Regions from separate parts of the Homo sapiens genome. Here regions 1, 2 and 4 are each linked to region 3. Evidence: chromatin loops called from intact Hi-C (ENCODE). Cell type or tissue: gastrocnemius medialis. All regions are shown on one strand. Region 1 has its middle 19 kb from the start of SLC35F6. Region 2 overlaps CIMIP2C (ciliary microtubule inner protein 2C). Region 3 overlaps OTOF (otoferlin). Region 4 overlaps SELENOI (selenoprotein I).

Region 1 (5,000 bases), 240 kb before region 3:
AACCTTGAAGCCATTATGTGAAGTGAAAGAAGCCAGCCACAAATGACCACATATTGTATAATTCCATTTATATGAAATGTTCAGAATAGGCAAAACTATGGAGACAGAGAGTTGATTAGTGATTGCTTAGGTGTGGGGGTGTTTGGTGGGGGAGGCATGGAGGTGTATGGTATATGCATGGTGGGGGTGATTGCTAATGGGTACTGGATTTCTTTTGAAAGGGAGACAAAATGTTCTAAAATTAGATTGTGATGACAGTTGCACAGCCCTGTAAACATACTAAAACCACTGAATTGTACATTTCATATGGGTGAATTTTATGGTATGTGGACTGTATCTTAATAAAGCTGTTAACAAAAAATCAATACAAACAAGGCCAAAAACACAAAAGCAAGATGGACAATGAATATAACGAGACAATCCATGGGGAAAGAAGTACCTCTTAGGCCCAGGAAAGATGCTCAACAGTGCTCATAATAAGAGAAATACATTAGCCGGGTGTGGCGACACACACCTGCAGTGCTAGCTACTAGGGAGGCTGAGGCAAGAGAATCACTTGAACCCAAGAGACAGAGGCAGCAGTAAGCTAAGACTGCACCACTGCATTCCAGCTGGGGCAACTAAGTGAGACCCTGTGAAAAAAAAAAAACAGAGAGAGAAAAAAATATAAGACCGAGCATGGTGGCTCATGCCTGTAATCCTAGCACTTTGGGAGGCTTAGATGGGAGTATTGCTTGGGCCCAGGAGACCAGTTTAGGCAACAAAGTGAGAAGGGTATCTCTACAAAAAAATCAACAAAATTAGCTGGGTGTGGTGGCATGTATCTGTAGTCCCAGCTACTTGGGAGTCTGAGGTGGGAGGATTGCTTGAGTCTGGGAGGTTGAACCTGCAAAAGTGATATAAAAGTCCAATGAGTATCATTTTCACCTGTTCAGCTGGGAAATTTCAAACAAAGTATGATAATGTGCTCTTGGTCTGACTGTAAGGAAACGCTGTACACTGATGGTGGAAATCAAGACAGTTCAGCCTCTGAGAAGGGCGATTTGGTAATATCTATACAGTTAACATATTCATATCCTTTCTCCCAGCCTGGAGCTACCATGTGCCCATGAACTGTCTTCTAGGCTTGTTTGCTATGAGATAATGAGGCCTTACATAATTAAACTTTTATTATGTTGGGTTTTCTGGTCTGTGAGACCAAAATGAAAACTGATAATTGTAGCAATTCCACTTCCAGGAATTTATTCTAACATGTTTTCCCTACGTGTTTTTCATAGCAATGAATTGGGAACCACCCACATTTCCATCTAAAGAAGAGTAGTTAAATACGTTATGGCGCCTCCATGTACTGCCATGCAGGGAATACAGTATTGCTTTACAAAGGAATGACGATGCTCTTCATGTGCGATGGACAATGATCTCCAAGATGTGTTGTTAAGAGCCCCATGTAAGGTCGGGCACAGTGGCTCACGCCAGTAATCCTAGCACTTTGGGAAGTCACGGTGGGCAGATCGCTTGAATGCAGGAGTTCGAGACCAGCCTAGGCAACATGGCAAGATCCTGTCTCTACAAAAAAACACAAAATTTAGCCAGGTATACTGGCATGCACTTTTAGTCCCAGCTACTTGGGAGGCTGAGGTGAGAGGATTACTTGAGCCTGGGAGTTGGAGGTTGCAGTAAGCCAAGATCACACCACTACAATGCACTCCAGGCTGGGTGACAGAGTGAGATCCTGTCTAAAAAAAAAAAAGAAAAGAAAAATCCTTGCGTATGATATGCTACTATTTATGTAAAAGCTAAAATATATGTATATTTTATACTTGTAAATATAGAGAAAATCTCTGGGTGGAGATGTGGAAAGTGATAATTGTGTGGTAGAGGGCTAGGGTGTGAGAGACTCACTTTTCACTGCATATCCTTTTTGTGCCTTTTGAATTTTATACCATGTGTAAATTGACCTATTCAAAATGATAAGCAGAATAAAGGATGCCACGCCAGGAAGATGGTGCACCTTGAGAATAGGACTGTCTCTACTTGCACTTCACAACTATCAGATATGGCTCCAGATATGCAGCTTCTCCGAAACACCAGGGGAATTCGAAAAGCACAGTCTTATTGCCCAAACGCTGGGTTATGGTCCTGGAGATGGATTCTAATTTGCCATGTGCCTTTAGGTGGGTTACTTCCCATCTCTGAACCTCTGCTGGACCACCTGACTCCTAGGGGCCTTCCAGATCTCAGGCTCTGATTCTGCTGCTCAGCCAATACAAGGCTCACTAGACAGCCACCAGATGGCGCTCTGACCCTGCTTCCAAAGTGAGATGAGGCTGGGCCCATCCAGCTTTTACAAATGATGGGTGTCACTGGAGGGAATTTTAATATTGAAAGTATCAAAAAGGTCACTTCTGTAATCCCAGCACTTTGGGAGGCCGAGGTAGGGGGATTGCTTGAGCCCAGGAGTTAGAGACCAGCCTGGGTGATATAGCAAGTCCCTTATCTCTATTTATTTATTTAGAGACGAAGTGTTGCTCCTTGCCCAGGCTGGAGTGCAGTGGTGCAATCCCGGCTCACTGCAACCTCTGCCTCCCGGGTTCAAGGGATTCTCCTGTCTAAGCCTCCCAGGTAGCTGGGATTACAGGCCTGTGCCACCATGCCCGGCTAATTTTTTTTTTGTATTTTTAGTAGAGACGGGGTTTCACCACGTTGGCCAGGCTGGTCTCAAACTCCTGACCTCAAGTGATCCACCCGCCTCCGCCTCCCAAAATTCTGAGATTACAGGCATGAACCACCCCACCTGGCACCCCCATCTCTATTAAAAAAAAAAAAGAAAGCATCAAAAAGGGTGTGATTCAGGGAGCTGCATAAAACAAAAAGAGGTGCTGAGGGCTGAGTTTCTCCAGGAGTCAGATGGTGGAGGACACAGTCAAGTGCCCTCAACCAGGAGGGCAGGGTGGCCTAGCGTAAGAGGCTGGCAAGACTGCAGGCTGGCAGGAGGTTTCAGCCTCCCTGTGAGCTGGGGAGGCCTTGGCTGGGGCAGAGAGCCATGAAGGGCATGGGCTGTGGAATCAGGGGCGGGCAGGTCTGTTGACCTCTCTGAGCTTGTTCCCATCTGTAAAATGGGGTAATTCTGTCACCTGTGATATTGATTGTCATTCTTTTAATAGTGTTTGTTCTTGAAACATTAGAAAGCTCAGTAAATGTAGCTGTTATGTCTATGGGTAACGGGGAAGCTGCCTCTACAGAGGACACCTTTTCTTGGGGCTTGATATCCAGGCTCCTAGCCCAGAGGGTAGGCACGAGGGCTTCTTGGAGGAGGGAGATCCCCCGTGTGAGGCAGCGGTACTCTGTAGGAGCTGATCATTGCTGGGCTCAGAAAGAATTCCCTAGTTGTCTAATGTACGGCAAACACCGCAATTACTTTTGCACCAACCTAATAGATATCTCCTGGTTTTTCCTTTTTATGTGGACATGTGAGGAAAGTCCTATGTATCTTTGCCTTAAAATGGTTCTGTTTAAATGTTATAAAATATAAATGCTATGGATTAAAAAGAGCGGGTGGCCTTTTTAAGACATTTCTGGCTGAAGCCAGCATTGAAACTGCTGGAAACCACTAGGGCTGTTAATGTGTGATTTTTAGCGACTCCGGGCAAAGCGACCTTTTCTCCAGAGCAGAGATTGGTGTTAGTGGGGAGGGGTGCCGGCAGGATAAATGCTGCAGTGGGACACTCTTCTCCGGAGTGAAAGTGACCAAGTGGGAGGAGTGTCTGCCTCAGGCCTCTGCACTTCTTCCTCACTTTCTCAGCTGAAGGAATCTTGGAACTATGTGCTTATAGGAAGGGAAATCTTTTTATCCCCCCACGGAAAGGGGCTCTTTGCCCACCACATGAGGTTGTACCTCCTGGAAGAGGCTCCTTGTTAATTCCATCAAGGGGGCATATCAGCTGGCTTTGGCCCTAGTGGAATAGAGTGGAAATTGGTTTTCCTTCCTCAAAAACAGAACTAAAGTCTTTCCTGAGAGCAGCAGATCCCAGTCTTTATTTCTCCAAAACAGTGCTTCCAGAACTTTCCTGTTAAAATGCAGATTCCCAGTGGCCATTACGCAGTGATTCTCGAGAGAGTAGGTCTGGTGACTTGGTCCTGACAGGCCTGGTGGGAAAAAGCAGTTCCAGCTGCTTCAGCCCTCCAGCAGGGGCTGGGGGATGACAAGGACATGGAAAGACCCCAGAGCATGGATGGGAGGGAGCTGGCTCAGGGGCCACAGGGCCCTACCTCAGGGGTGCAGGCTGAGCAGGCAGGTAGGGCAACACTATCCCAAAGCAAATAGCAGTAGCAGGGCGGCCTCTAGGTCTGAGGGGAAGGAGGTGGAGTGGGAGAACATTGCATTTGCAGTCCAAGCTCTGCTCCTTACCTCCTGGGCGACCTCAGACAAGTCACTCAGCCACTTGGGCCTCACCTGTAAGTTGGGCATGGTGATTCCTGCCTGGCATCTGATAGAAACTCAACAGAGGTAGTGGTTTTCTTCCTTGTATTAGATCATCTGAACTTGGCCCGCAGGCCCCTCGGGCAACAGGCCTCAGAGTGTCTCTTGCGCTGTGAGAATAGGGGAGGTAGTGAGCTAGGCCTATGCCCTTTGTAACAGTACCCACACATACCCCTGCCCCTGCTGCGGACCTCCTTGGCTCACCTGTCCCGATCGCTCCCGGATTGTTGGTCTCTTATGGCAACTGAAAGTACAGATGGTCATGACCGCCTCCTGGGTCCTTATCAGGCCTCAGTTTCCCTAGGGGTGAAATGAGGCAGGCTGAGATGCCTCTGGGGCTCCTTCCAGCTCTGGCCAAATCTTGCATGAGGATTTGTTCTGCTCTGTGCTGACTGAGGCAGGGAAGGGGAACCATGTCATCCTTCATGGCCCTGCTGCAGGTGTCCCCTGGGGACCTCGGCTGACTTCCTGACTGCTTTCAGGGTCTCCTCATGAACATGAGGCTTTGTCTGAATGCCAT
Region 2 (5,000 bases), 75 kb before region 3:
TTGCTTTGCTATTCAGCCAAGCCCTGGAATGAATTTGGCCACCACAGACAGCCTTTGGGGTCCAGCTCCTCAGGGACTTTGAGACACAGAAGAAGCCCCCCATTGGGTTTTTCTTATTTACACTGTCCTGGGGGAGGTGTCTAATCGCTGGCTACAGAGGAGGGGCTGCTTCAGCCCCAGGTGTACTTGAACCGGGCTGTGTTCCCCTTGCAGTTAGGTCCTGATTCACCCATTGAAGGACAATAAGGGCCTTGTCCCTTAATGGAGGGCCCTTGATCAAATCTAAGAGGTGCTGGAATGTTGGAGAAGGTCCCCGCCTTGGTCTAAGGTCCCCATCCCAGATCCTGTCACTGAGGGGCTCTCACCCCCGTCCCACCCCTGCCCCAGCAGGCAGGAGCCTCCTGGGAGGTAGGAAGCAGCAGCCTTGTGGGAGCAGACCCTCCAGACCCTCAAAGACCACCCCAGGCATGTGGCTTCAGCACCCATGCCCAGCATCCACTTCCGGCCTGGGGCCCCGAAACATAGGGATTCCTGGAAGAGTTGTCTGGTCCTAGGTCATTCCCTCCCATCGTCTTCTAGAAACAGCTTCAGGGGTAGATGCTGCATCCACCCTACCAAGCCAGCCTAGGCAGAATGCAGAAGGTGCCTGCTGCACACAGCTTCTTCTCCCAGGCTCCGCCCTCCACAGACTCCTTCAGGATCCCCAGGTTTATGTCTTCCCCGCCCCTCAGTCTCCACATGGACCACAAGCAGGCTGTGTCGTGGAAAAACCAGGGCTTGGGAGTCAGAAAGACCTGAATTCAAATTCTGGCTGTGTTACTTCCCAACTATGTAAGCTTGGGCAACTTTCTCACCTTCTCTGAGCCTCAATATCTTTATCAGTAAAGTGGGGATAATAACACCTCTTCCCTCACAAGTGATCGTGTGGACAAAACGACGCCAAGTCAGGGCTCTGATGAAAATTCCTTTCCAATCACACCCAGTGCAATTATTCTGGGGTCATTTCCCCTTCATTCTTAGACCGGCGCAATTGGACTTCCTTGCTTATACCAGTGGAATCTGGTGGGAGGTCTCTGTACCTGAGTGACCTGCCACTAAGACTAGGGAACCCTACATTCCTCAACTCCATTTGCCCCACCTTGGGGAGAAGGTAGCTGGACCTGCCAGGTAGCCGGACACCACTTTTCCTTGGCTTGAGTCCCTGGGACAGAGCTTTCCGCAGGCCCTCAGGACACAATGCTGTGTGACCTTCAGGGGGCATTTCCTGCTGTGGCCGAGTGTCCCTGGGATCCAGAGGAGAGATGGGTAGCATGGTCATGGCTAAAGATTTTATTCCAAGCAAGCCAGGCTGGTCACGACCCAGGATCTCAGGCATCAGGCTCTGCTCTGAACTAAAAGTCTCATGCTCTGAACTCAAAGTAGCAGTCTCTCTTTTTCCGCTCCTGTGGAGAGACCCTCTTCCCTGATGGGAAGGTCTGGTAGGTCTTCAGGTTCTCGGGGGCTAGTCTTAAAAGGTGCCACTTCTTCTTTGGGCACAGAGGAGGCCTAGGGGTGAGGATGGGACTGGTGTTATGCAGTGTGCCAGGGAAGGAAGGTGGTGCGTGCCCACCCACAGCCCCACGTGCCCACTTTCCAGCTCAAGCTGACCTGCCGGCTACTCGTCAGTTTAACACCTGATAAGTCCCCCTGGACTTGGGGTGGGAATAACCTGTATTTACATAATGGCACAGTGGTTAAGAGTGAGGACACAGATGTCAGACAGACCTGGGACGGACTCTGGTCCTAACTCCTGCTAGAAGTGTGCATATTTAAGAATGGCCCAGTGGTGGTATCCCCCTCTTAGCTTTGACTTGAGGAATAAATGCAGTAATGCATGTGAAGCTCTGGACAAGGAGTAAACACACAACAAATGTTCTAAGAAATGGTGATGGTGCTGATGGAGGGGATTCCGGGAGGGAGGGGCTTGCCCCAGGCCTGTCACTGACCCTCTTCTCCCAACCACCTGGTTGGCCCTTTGCGTTCGTTGTGAAACTGTCAGCAGCAGTGCAAGTGGCCAGGCAACCTGAAGAAGGAACAGAGTTGAGATGTCCCGCTCTCCCCACAGTGATGGGGATGGGGGGCAGATCCTGGCCAGAGCCATCTCAAGAGGATACCTGTCCCCAGGAGAGTCCCACTATACTCTAGGGATGGACTGGCTCAGAGCCATTCCAAGATTAGAGAGAGCCCCCGAGTCCTAGAGGTGGTGATGGGAGATGCTGCTTCCTTTCCAAGCTCTGCCTCCAACCATCCAGGCCACGCAGCACAAGTTCCCCAGGCGATCAATGAGCCTCACGTTCCCTTTTTTGTAAAATGATCCTGTCTGACTTGCAAAAAGGAACTTTTAGATGCAGTGAAGCCTGTTTCTTTAAAAACCATTAAACTTATGAAAACAGATGCTGTTTTATCAGTAAGGATGATGGTGAATCTTAGGACTCTGAGGCAAGCCGGGAGTGGTTGGCATGGAGCTAAATCCCAAGCTCTATCCACTGACCTCCCAGGCCAGGCACCACCCACCACCCTACCCCACTCCAGGACACCTCGTGTGAGCCAATGATCCCCCTGCCTGCGCTTCAGGAAGGAGAGAGCACAGAAACCACAGTACCCAAGTCATCTTTCAGGGCAGAGTGGGCCTTCCCTGGAGAAAGGAGCTCTCCTAGATAAAAGCAGAGAGGGGCAGGAGGCAAGGAACTTTCCTATTTAGTTAGATGGACAGAAAGTCCTTAGGAGAACATTTTCCAAATGTGAACGGGACCGGGGGAGATTCCTGCTCGGTGTAGTGCCCTCTGTATCCACCAGAGGGCAGCAGCTCCTTACTGCGCTCTGCATCGGCGCCCACGTTAGGACTAGTGTAGCTGCCAGGCTGCCTTTGCAGGCGGGGCATCAGTCCGCAGATTCAGGCCCACTAAGCTTACGGAGCTTCTCCCAAACTCCCAGTGCATCTGGCCGGGAAAGCACTCTTCCTGATTCGCCCATTCAGGCTACCACCATCCCCCCTGAGGCTGCCAATGCCCTGACCCCCTTGCTCTGTAACCATCACTCTCTGCACTGCACGTTTTAGGGCAAGATCCTCAACTCATTTCTCAGTCTGTGTGCTGTGCATGCCTGGCCGAGAGCAGGTGCCCCATGGGTGCGTTTCTTGACTGCGTAGATGAAGGGAGGGCAGGCACTCACAGGACGGTGGGGAGGGGGTACCGTTCCGGCTCCCTCACGGGCATCGCAAAGTAGGGGACTCGAGGCACTGTGCCCGTCTTGTCTTGATAGTACTTCCGATGCTGCTGGACCATCTATGGTTCAATCAAGGAAGAGATGACAGGTTGTTAGTGCACAGGACTGACCACAGGCACCTGCAGTCCATGCCTCGCTGCACCTGGGCAGGGTTGGGGGCCACCTCCCCTAATGCCCCCGGAGGAGTCCCGGAGTTGCTGGGGCCCCAACTCAATTGCCAACCAGCTGGGTGTCCTCACTGAGTCACGACTTCTCATCTGCCTAATGGGAATAACGACACCCACCAGACCAGCTTTGCTATGGAGAGTAAACAAGACAAGGGACAAGCTCAGACTGAGTACAAAAACCCAGCCCCGCAGGCGTACGCACACCTGCTGTGCACACAGGCACCATGTCCGCCTGGCCTGTGTTTCCTCCCCCCTCTCCTTCCCCACTGTACGGGGCATGTTCTGTTGAGCGCCAAGATGGAGGGAGAGGCTTTGGCAGACCCCCTGAGATGGTCGCACATGGCTCAGAGGCTGGTGGCATCAACCTCCTCCTCTCCCGAGGAAGCTGCTTTACTCATACAAGTTCTCTGCCCTGGGGCCAGGACACACCTTGTCCTTGCAATCAGGCTAGAGGGGGAGGCTTGTGAGAGAAGGTGATGGAGAGAGTAAGGTTTTGGGAACACAGGAGAGAATGAACCCTTATCCCTGCCAAGGGCATAAGGGCCAGCTCAGGCCCATGCACCTGTGGTCTCTGGGGATGTGTCTGAACCACATCCAGGGAGGCTTTACCAGCCTGAACAGCAGGACAAGAACAACAGGGGTGTGGGTGGGTCCCCTTCCTCGAGCTCACTCCCTGCAGGGCAGTCTCGCCCAGGCTGGGGCTGAGAGTGACTCAGAGCATGCCCCCAGGGGGCTGCAGGGCAGGGAGGGGTGAGCAGGCTCCAGGACACAGGTGGATAAATGCCGTGGGGCTGGAACTGGGGCTGGGGGCTGTAGTGGGGCCTTTGCTCGTGTGTTATTCATCTGGTGGGTGGATCTTAGACCTTATACTCACCTACAAAATATATGGCATTCCACAGATCCAAGAGACTCCAGGGGGCAGAAGGTAAGGGCAGGAGCCTAGAGACAGGTCCCTAGAGACCCCTAGCTCCACTGGCAGTGGGAGTGAGCAGGAGTTGGGGGTCCTGAAGCCCCGGGAGGTGGGGAGAGATCAGAGGGGCAAAGTCCTGAGCCTCCTTACTCCCTTTAGCCAAGCCCACCATGCTCTCTGCTGGCTCAGGGGCTCTGAGAAAGGAAATCAAGACACTGTGGCAGGTGCGAGGTCTCCCCCTGGCCCCTGGCCATCACTCCCTTCCCGTGGTGGGGGCAGGTGGGCAGGAGGGGAGGCCACAGGGCAGCCCCACACAGCTTACCTGGTAGAAATTCGTAAGCTCTGTGGAGCGATGGCTGTCCAGGTTGAAGCGAGTGTAGCTGGGCTTGTGCAGCCAGCGGTCCCGGGTGCTGGCGCGCTCCATCAGCAGGAGGTTGGGGTTGGTGGAGAAGATGGTGGGGAAATGGCCGCCTTGGCTGAAGGGAGTGTGGCTCTTCTCCATGGCTCTGTTGCGGTGGTCCTGGAAGTACTTGAGGGTGGTGGTGCCGTAGGGAGCGCCAAAGGAGAAGGCCACAGTGGGGACGTGGCCCTGGTACCTGCCGATCACGGTGGGGGTGGTGGAGCCACAGATCAGTGAAGGGCCCCAGGCCTGTTCCAAG
Region 3 (5,000 bases):
GTAAACTATGCTGGCACACAGACCATACCTGTACCTATGGGTGCCAGCCCTGGGGCCTTTTAGCTAAAATCCCAAATGGTCAGGAATGGATGGGATTCTTGCCCACAGAAAAGTGCAGTCCTACGGCATCGAGGCAAAGGACCTGAGATGCAGTAAAAATATTGCTGGCCTAGAACACAGGAGCTTTCTGCTTCAATCCCAGTTCTGCCACTCACCGTGTGACCTCGCGATTATTGTCCCCTCTCTGAGCCTCAGTCTTTTTATTGGTTGAATGAGGAGAAGTATGTGGCCCTCAGAGGATTGCCAGGAAGATGAAATGAGCAGACATCTGCAGACATTGCAGACATCTAGAAAGGCCTTTGGCCCTATGTAGTCTCTTTTTGGCCTGTATGTGTGTGTGTGTGTGTCTGTGTGTGTGTGTGTGTGTGTGTAACTCACCTCCCCCATCAGAAGGGAGGAAGCTTTTGAAAATAATTCCAAAGGCATCAGCTTTGATTTTAGAGCCTCTTTCTTTCCCTTTCTTCTCATTGTCGTATTTCAGATGGTATGCTACTGAAGAGTGCAGACACATCAGCCTTCTTCCATTCCTTTTTAGGAATTCAAAGAACATGCTAATGTTCCCTAAATTGTGAGCTGCTGCCACGTGAAAAGGGTGATTCTCAATTGCTCCCTCACTGGGATATGAACGTGCTTTGTCCTGCATATGAACAGTAAAGAAAGGTCCTGGGGTTGGGATAGGGCCAGGTTTGGGGAATAAGATTGGCCCCACAATCCTGAGGAGAGGGGCTTGAGGTTTCTAGGTCATCTGCCTGAGGACAGAAAGGTTTTCCCCAACCTCCTATTGCCCAGCATAAAGAACAAGGATCTGGGGTCTTAGAAACCATAGTCAAGCCTCCACAGGGAGATGTGTGACCCAAAAAGGGTGGACTCTGCTGTAAGCGAGCTCCAGGTTGGAGCCTACACCTGGCTCCACCTGGACCTACAGGATGATGGGGCCATACCCAGGAGGAGGGAGAACGGGAAGTGGAGAGAGTCAGGTATCCACTCATGCAATATGGATGGGGTAATGGAACACTGCACTTTACCCTCTGCTGATCCTGCTCCTGGGGCTTCCTGGTGCCAGGAACCACAGGCTCGGCTGCAGGGACATCACTGAAGGACAGTGAGGACCCCTGCCCCTTTTCCTCAGCCCCGCTGACTGCAAGGCCCTTCACCTGGGGGCACAAGGTCGCAGCAAGCCAGAGGAAGAGGTAGGAACTATGGAGCCTGCCATAAGTTCCTGGGGTTGGGGGAAAGGGGAATTTGGCAGTGAGAGGGGACAGGTAGAAGGGGCAAAATCCAGGACCGAAGATAGATGGGAAAGGGCCTATCTCCCCCTTTTTCATGGGGACCAAGGAGCATCCCAGAACACGGAGAGGTTGGAGAAAGACAAGTCAGGCTTTGAGCACCAGGGCCATCTGAGAACTGAACAGCTCGTTTCAACCACATCTCCCATCTCCTCATCGGCCTCTGCCCCTGAGTCCTCTCTGGTCCCTGCCCCGCCGTTCTGATGCTCTGTCTCCAGTCCTCGGGCTTTCTCTCCAACCAGCTGAGCCGGGGAGGATGAGCGTGGGGACACTGGCAGGGCTCGGAGCTCTGAGGAGACTAGACTGAGGGGCTGGGATCAGACTGAAAAGTCCAAGACCCAGAGGAGCTCCAGTTAAAACGGCTCTTTCCGGCTCAAGACCACGTTCCCTGCTTGCTGGGGACCCCATCCCTCTCCTCCGTGTGTGAAAGGATGGCAAAGGCGGAAGTGGAGGGGTCTCTCACTGCCCTGATTCCCCCTCCTGGCTCCCAATTTGGGAAGACAGATCCCGATCTGTCTCGGGACCAGTAGGTGAGGGGCCGGGTCCATCTCCCTTCTCTGATGTGTTCTCTCATGTTTGGCTCTTCTGTGTTTGTGTGTTTTCCTCCATGCGTCCCTCTCCCTGCACCTCATTCTGGTGGCCCCCCTCACAGAGCCGGGAGGAGCGTGTTCTCCGCCATGAAGCTCGGCAAAAACCGGTCTCACAAGGAGGAGCCCCAAAGACCAGGTAGGACAGGTGCCGCGTGAGCCCCGCAGCCCCGCGCCTCGCGGCGCCCTCCCGCCGCTTTCCAGCCCCTGCCCGGCTGCCAAAAGGCCCTCCTGGGATAGGTCGTCCCAGGGCCAGGCCCCACCCAGTGATGCGTGGCCCTCTAGGAAGGAGACGCCCTAGGGCCGAGGGAGGGAAACGGGCAGCGCCCTCTGTCGGGGGTGCCTGGTTACAAGGCTCCTCCCGCCCTCGTTGCTCCCGGTTCTTCCTTCTTCACGCAGAAGCCCAGTGTTTTAATTAGAGCAGAGAATATCCATCAAGAAACGCTGTTTGGCCAACTCCCTATTTCTGGGGGGAAACCGTTGTCCCACTAGTACGGGGTCGGCGGCAGGCCTCGCCCAAGCGCTCTCACCAGGCTGCAGCCTGGCCTTTGGGGAGGTCCTGGGGCCGCTGGAGGGCGCGGCAGGGCCGGGCCTGGGAGGCTGGAGCAGCAGGTGGCACTGGGCCCTCCCGGAGGAGCGACTGGAGAGGGGAAGACAGCTGCTGCAGAGGAGGCGGGAGGCCTGGAGGAAGACAAGGGGAGAAATGGAGAGGACAGGGGAGCTGGGAGGGGGCCATCTTCTCCATCACGGGCCCACCATCGGGGCTCCCGGCTGCCCTCCCCCAGCATCCCCTCTGTGGCCTACTGGCCCTCAGGCTCTCTCCCCCACCCTCTTGCCCCCATGCCAATTCCAGCCGTGCCCTTCACCTTCTTAAATGGAGAGAGTACAGCTGCTGGCTGAGGACCAAACCCAGCATCCTTGGGTGGCTGTTCGGAATCCACATGTCTGCATCTCATTAGATGAATACACACCAATGCATTAGGTTCTGAATTCCATCAGCTGTTTGATATGGATAAGTTACTTCCTAAGCCTTCGTTTCTGTACCTGTGACATGAGAATAACGCCCATCTTGGCAGGGCACAGCTCTAAGGACTAGAGATAGTCATGTAAAGTCCTGGTGTTGTGCCTGGAACAGAGAGTATCCACCCAACAAATGGTAGCTATTTATTGAGAGGTGCAAAAGTATGGATTCTTTATTCCCTACCTTCTTCCATAAGAGATATTCAGTGCCTAAGTAAGTGGTATACAATAAAAGAGCATTCAATTAAAATAAAAAGGCAAGACCAGACATAATGGCCATTCAAATCCAAGATCGGGATTAGGTAGAAAAACACTGCAGTTATTCAGGCCATAATATTCTAAGCGGTAGCAACTAAGTAAACCTCGAATTTAACTCTCAGCTTTCTGGATGCCAGAGTAAAAGGAGAAATGGTCACTATCTCACCATCAGTCAGCCCACCTAACCAGTCTTTCATCTTCCCCAGATGAACCGGCGGTGCTGGAGATGGAAGACCTTGACCATCTGGCCATTCGGCTAGGAGATGGACTGGATCCCGACTCGGTGTCTCTAGCCTCAGTCACAGCTCTCACCACTAATGTCTCCAACAAGCGGTGAGTGGACGGGAGCCCTGCAACCCCAGCTGCCCCCACCCTGTCAGGCAGGACCTGGCTTGCCATGATTGGAATTTGGGTAGGGAAGAATCAGGGCTCATGGACGGCTTCTTCCTAACCTAACCTTACCCTTTTCTGCTTTTCCTTGGGTGTTTTTCTCACCTCTCTCCCTGCAAAAGCAGAGCACAGCAGCTGCAGGCCTGTTCTCAGGTCCTTGAATACCTCCCAGCCCAAGGAAGCCACAGACCTGCCCACCCCATATTTGAACCTATTGACCCCATGTCTGTCTCTCTGTTACTTCTGCCTTTGATTAGTTCTCTGTGTTGAGGCCTCTGAAGACAACTAATCCTCACTATTCTTGGCAGTGCTTGAGTGTTTAAAGACCATGATTCTGTCCCTCTGCCCACTCCCAGGTCTAACCACTGCCAGTGTCCTCCTCCCCAACAAGCAGTCCCCATACCCCAGGCCTGATGGTACATTCTCTTCCTCAGATCTAAGCCAGACATTAAGATGGAGCCAAGTGCTGGGCGGCCCATGGATTACCAGGTAGGTGGGCACCTGGAGGCCTCATGTCTTTCAGACTCTGCTCTAGTGGGGGATTCTAGCCGGATGTGCATTATCCACTATACTGAGGCATGGATCCAGGGGTCATAGAGAACAACAAGCTGAATATAAGTTCCCAAAGTAAGCTTGTTCCTGGGAGGCATTCCTAGAAGTATCATCAGTAGAGAGATACAAACCCAAAGAAAAGCTTGAGAACTCTGCCTATGCTAATCAAAGCCCTTCCAGTATTTCATGTTCAGTATTGGACTTCATAAAGTGAGAAGCACCTAGAAAAACCATAAAGAGACCAAGAACTACAAAAAAGTATTCAAACAGTTAAAATAAGGGCCTTTGAAGAAAGTTTTCCTGGCATGATTTTTAAATTGTTGTTTTGTATTATTTGATTGCTGGAAGTAATGACGATTCTGTTTATCTCTGGATGGTGAGACTGTGAGTGATTTTTTTCTTCTTTTTGCTTCTCTGTATTTTCTGAGATTAACACAACTTTTTTATTTGTGTGCTTCTAAGACCAGAGACAAAAGACTGAGACAAAGAGAGGTTGACAGCTGTAAGAATGTGAATGTGGCCAACAGTGCAGGCAGGACAGGTGATGAGCATGTCTGGTGGCTGCTGGGACACCATCTCTCAGGAAGGGCCCAGGGACCCTCCATTGCTCCAGACCCTCCCTTGGAGGCTAACAGGACTCAGCTATAAATCAGAAGACTGCTGGGCTTTCCTAGGATTGAGTTAGAATGCTGGCTGCTCAGAGGGGACAGGGCTTGCAAGAGATCTCACCTGGCTGCCACTGCACTTCTGTCCTGGGGATGTTCGGTCTGGGTATCAGCACCAGGCCCCAGAATCAGAGTGAGCCCCATCTACCAGGGTAGAGCTTTATCTCTGATGCCTAGTTCCA
Region 4 (5,000 bases), 140 kb after region 3:
CTAATGGCCAGAGGTAGAAACTCTAAAGCTGCATCCAGCCTCTCAGCAGGAGCCCACTTATATTAGTACAGCAGTCACCTACTTAACCAAGGTTTCATTTTAACCATAGCCAACCAGGGTCGGAAAATAGGTAAGTACAGTACACACAGACGTTTTGAGAGAGAGAGACCAAATTCACATAAATGTAATAACAGTACATTGTTATAGTTGTTTTATTCTTAGTTGTTGTTGTTAATCACTCACTGTGCCTAAACTTTATCACAGGTGTGTATGTATAGGAAAAAATAGTATATACAGTCGCCCCTCGGTATCTTTGGGGAATTGGCCCCAGGACTCTCTGTGGATGTTCAACTCCCTTATATAAAATGGCACAGTATTTGTCTATAACCTACACACATCCTCCCATATACTTTTTGAGACGGAGTCTCACTCTGTCTCCCAGGCTGGAGTGCAGTGGCGCGATCTTGGCTCACTGCAAGCTCCGCCTCCCAGGTTCATGCCATTCTCCTGCTTCAGCCTCCTGAGTAGCTAGGACTATAGGCGCCCACCACCACGCCCAGCTAATTTTTTGTATTTTTAGTAGAGACGGAGTTTCACCGTGTTAGCCAGGATGGTCTCGATCTCCTGACCTCGTGACCCACCCACCTTGGCCTCCCAAAGTGCTGGGATTACAGGCGTAAGCCACCGTGCCGGCCAGGATGGTCTACAGTTTACAAAGCCTTTCCATAATAGATATCACTCCATTGGAGCCTGTGCAGAATGAAAGAGTTCTGAACTGACAGGACTGCCTGAATTTAAGTCTTCAGACCTGAGGACCAGGAACCAATATGAACCCCTACAGGCTGCCAATGACAAGATAGGAGGGCCCTACACTCCTTTACTTCACAAAAGTCTGCACCCAGAACCACGAAATATAGCCAGCGGGGCAAATAAAATGAAAAATCACTCCTTTCAAGTCCACCATCCATCTTAAAGCACAGAAGTTGTAAGTTCAGATCAGAAGAAAACCGTTTAAGATATCACATGAATACCTAATATAGTGCACAAAGTAACTGTGCAATGTTCTTAATTCAACTGTTTGCTCATTTTCATTCAGCAGCTTTCCATAATTTAACTTTAATCTAAAAGAACGTCTTTAAGGAATGGTATTTTGACTTGAAAAGCTCCGCTTTTAAAATTCTGAAGCTTTAACATGAAATTTCGACTTCAGGAGATCAGAAGTTTGACACAAGGAGGCCAGTTTACCTAATTGGATTTCAATTATTTGACATTCAATAACAGCTGATGAGTTCAAACAGGAAGAAAGATTAATAGATTATAGAAGGCAGCAAAACTCTGTGCTCTCGCCTTACACACCTGAGTATTTTTCAAGGTCACATACCACTCACAATAAACAAACTCTAAACTGTCTTAAGAACCCACAAGAAGAAGAATGACTTGAACCTTCCATGTTCATGAAAAAGATAAAATGCAGACTTTTAAAGGTGCTAGACTAGATTTGGGTTTGTTAATGTTTGTTAAAGGTATTATTTTCCACTGGAGTGACATTTTGGCAAACACCAGGAAACCTGAACCAGGTAGATAATCCAGTTAAGACCTGGCATGACTTGCTTGGCTCTACAATCTATCAGGCTAGGGTAAGCTAGAGCCCTCAAAACTGCTTGAGGACCACAGGCTGGGTTTGATAGACTCGTTCCATGAAAAACCTCAGAGCTCAGAGATGCCTAACCTTATACACCATTGTATATCTGACCCTCATTTAGGAGAAGACGTAAAACAGTCATCGGGCCTCATTTTACAGGCCTCAGATCACCAAAAAACCAAAACAAACAAAAAAACTCACCAACTCATTACTTCCAGAAGCAACCCAATTCAAAGTTAAAACAATTTTTCTATACACTAACAAAATCCTCCCCTGCCCTATATCATCTATCCTGTGTTTTCATTTTGCTCTACAAGTTAAGCAGTCTAATTTTTCTTTTTTTTGAGACAGAGTCTCACTCTGTCACCCAGGCTGGAGTGCAGTGGTGTGATCTCAGCTCACTGCAACCTCTGCCTCCCGGGTTCAAACGATTCTCCTGCCTCAGCCTCTTGAGTAGTTGGGATTACAGGCACCCGCCACCACACCTGGCTAATTTTTGTATTTTTAGTAGAGTCGCGGTTTCACCATGTTGGTCAGGCTGGTCTTGAACCCCTGACCTCAGGTGATCTGCCCATCTCAGCCTCCCAAAGTTCTAGGATTACAGGCAAGTACCACTACACCAGGCCTAATTTTTCTTCTAAACTACAGTCTTTCAAATATTTGAAGACAGCGCTCCCTGTCACACCTAAATCTTTTCATCATCTGTTCCTATACTCCTTTTTGCCATGGTTTCAGTCTCCTTCGTTATCTAGGTCTAGTTTAATACACCAGGGGTTGGAGAGCTTTTTCTGTAAAGGTCTATATAGTAAATATTTGAGGCTTTGCAGGCCATATGGTCTTTGCAACAAATACATAACACTTGGAACAGGAAAGCAGTCACAGAAAATATGTAAGCAAATGGGGCTGGCGGTGTTCTAATAAAACTGTATTCACTAAAACAGGCAGACTGGGGGCTTCAGTTTGACAACCCCTGCTTCAGACAATCCAATTTGTTGTTAAATCAACACAAACATGTGGTCTAGGGCAAAAGGAGCATTTCAAGTGGTATATGAATAGGAAGCAGAACATGACTATAAGCCCCTCTTCCTTGATAACTTATGCTGCTCAAGATATTATTAATTCCCGGGACAACTAAATCATACTGCAGTCACCTGAACCCCCTCAGGCCTTTCTCACGTGGACTGCAAAGCCATCTTTCTCTATGCTAATATGAGCTTGACTACTGGAATGCAGGTGTGATACTGCATCTAAAGTTTTAACATTTCATCTTGCTAAAGTCAACTCATTTCTGCCCTCTCCAGATTTCTTCTGATCCTGGCTTGGTTATCCAAGGAAATAGCTATTCCTACCAAAACTCTCAGCATATAAATCTGGTCATGCTAATAATGCTTTCACTTAAGTCTCTGTAAAAATGCCAATCAACGTAGACCTTCTAAATATTTCCCTCAAGACTGCTATTATGGACCGGGCATTGTGGCTCATGCTTGTAATCCCAGTGCCTTGGGAGGCTGAGGTGGGGTGGGGGAATCACTTGAGCCCAGGAGTTTGAGACCAGCCTGGGCTATAAAAGGTTTTTTTTGTTTTGTTTTTGTCTTCTTTTGAGACGGAGTCTCACTCTGTCACCAGGCTGGAGTACAGTGGCAGCGATCTCGGCTCACTGCAACCTCCGCCTCCCAGGTTCAAGCGATTCTCCTGCCTCAGCCTCACAGATGTGCACCCCATAGCCTGGCTAAATTTTGTATTTTTAGTAGAGATGGGGTTTCACCATGTTGGCCAGGCTTGTCTTGAACTCCTGACCTCAAGAGATCCTCCCGTCTTGGGCTCTCAAAGTGCTGGGATTGCAGGCGTGAGCCACTGCGCCCCACTGAGACTGGGTAATTTATAAAGAAAAACAGGTTTAATGGACTCACAGTTCCATGTGGCTGAGGAGGCCTCACAATCATAGTGGAAGGCGAAAGGCATGTCTTACTTGGCGACAGGCAAAGAGAATGAGAGCCAAGCAAAAGGGGTTTCCTCTTATAAAACCATCAGATCTCATGAGACTTATTTACTACCACAAAAACAGTATGGAGGAAACCGCCCCCATGGTTCAATTTCTCCGAATGGGTCCCTCCCACAATTCGTGGGAATTATGGGAGCTACAATTCAAGGTGAGATTTGGGTGGGGGCACAGCCAAAGCATATCAGCAACAAAGCAAGACACTGCTCCCCACACCCCTTAAAAAATAACCACATGTACACAATTTGTGATAAATACTACAAAGGGAATTATCCGAGTATTATGTAAGAAGAGGACAAGGGGACAGAAACACAGGGAAGAAGGCCATATGAAGAGGGAGGGCAAGCTTGGAGTTACGCTGCCACAGGCCCAGGCAGGCCAGGAGCTACTGGAAGCTGAAATAGAGGCAAGGAAGGATTCTCGCCTAGAGCTTTTGGAGGGTGTGTGGCTCTGCCAATACCTTGTTTTTCTACACTTCTAGCCTCCGTAACTATGAGAGAATTAAAATTCTGTTGTTTAAAGCCACTCAGTGTGTGGTAATTTTTATGGCAGCCTTAGGAGGCTAGTAAAGATGGTAACCAGCTCCCAAAAAAGAAGAGAACAAGTGGAGCAGGAAGTGTGCCTAGTCAGAGTGGTCAGAGGCAGCTTCTAGAAGGCGACATTTAAGCTGAGTCCTAGATGAGAAGGCAGTCAGGTAAAGAATGTATGAGACACAGTAGTGAGTGGAAGGCTAAAGACAATGTGCTTTCATAGATTCCACTTATATGAAGTTCAAAAACAGAATTGATTTATGGCAAAAGAAGTCCTAACAGTAGTTTGGTGAGAGGGACTGATGGGGACCTTCTGAGGCACTAGAAATAATTCTGTATCTTGAGCTGGGTGGTGGTTACATGGGTATATACACATGTAATAAAGCAGTAAATTATACACTTAAGATCTTAATGTATTACAGTATTTATATGTAATTTTTACCTAAAAAGGAAAAGAGAGAGAAAACGAAAGACTGTATGACTCACGTGTGTGTGTGTGTGGAGGTAGGGATGTAATACATGCCAAGAAACACCTTCAAGGCAGGAGAACAATAACATGTACAAAGACCACCAACAGAAGTATCAGAAATGCTGAAGGAAGGCCAATGGAGCTCCAGCATCATAAAGAAGGGTGATATAAAATGAGACTGGAAAGGTGGGCAGACATCACCTGGCAGGACCACAGGGAGTTGGATTTTATTCTAAGAACAAAAAATGGTCCTTAAGAGGACCATTCTGAACATGATGTAGAAAATGGACTTGAAGGGGGTAAAGTACAAACTAGAGACCAGTTAGAAACTATTATAGTTTATCAGGCAAGTGACAATTA

The links. Hi-C counts contacts between places; a loop is a spot of excess contacts. Peaks named below come from ENCODE experiments on the same cell type or tissue, not always from the same donor. Only the 100,000 strongest peaks of a DNase experiment are listed, where the experiment ranks them.
Region 1: it touches region 3 in a loop (5-fold over the local background); 14 of 110 quality-filtered maps call a loop at or near these places.
Region 2: a loop joins it to region 3, with 9 times the contacts of the local background. A loop is called at or near these places in 42 of 110 quality-filtered maps.
Region 4: a loop joins it to region 3, with 8 times the contacts of the local background. A loop is called at or near these places in 2 of 110 quality-filtered maps.

The regions. Positions count from the first base shown.
Region 1 is chr2:26,743,211-26,748,210 of GRCh38, reverse strand. No RefSeq gene overlaps it. Among named protein-coding and RNA genes, the nearest start is that of SLC35F6, 19 kb to the left of the region's middle. In gastrocnemius medialis, CTCF peaks have their summits at 2,095 and 2,294 (motif pointing right); a DNase peak (open chromatin) is centred at 2,282.
Region 2 is chr2:26,575,839-26,580,838 of GRCh38, reverse strand. CIMIP2C (ciliary microtubule inner protein 2C) reads right to left here. Exons shown (of 4, transcript NM_001105519.3): 2 at 4,664-4,937; 3 at 3,211-3,323; 4 at 1,315-1,545. The coding sequence ends at 1,401. Among named protein-coding and RNA genes, the nearest start is that of CIMIP2C, 16 kb to the right of the region's middle. RefSeq lists an enhancer at 4,007-4,581. In gastrocnemius medialis, a CTCF peak has its summit at 2,829 (motif pointing right); a DNase peak (open chromatin) is centred at 2,868.
Region 3 is chr2:26,500,844-26,505,843 of GRCh38, reverse strand. OTOF (otoferlin) reads left to right here. Exons shown (of 47, transcript NM_194248.3): 6 at 1,999-2,072; 7 at 3,418-3,544; 8 at 4,036-4,090. Among named protein-coding and RNA genes, the nearest start is that of OTOF, 55 kb to the left of the region's middle. RefSeq lists an enhancer at 1-208 and a silencer at 2,005-2,134. In gastrocnemius medialis, a CTCF peak has its summit at 2,306 (motif pointing left); DNase peaks (open chromatin) are centred at 2,243 and 2,543; H3K4me3 peaks cover 772 bases; H3K27ac peaks cover 214 bases.
Region 4 is chr2:26,356,629-26,361,628 of GRCh38, reverse strand. All of the region lies in intron 1 of SELENOI (selenoprotein I), which reads right to left. Among named protein-coding and RNA genes, the nearest start is that of ADGRF3, 12 kb to the right of the region's middle. In gastrocnemius medialis, no CTCF peak of the experiment used is centred here; no DNase peak of the experiment used is centred here.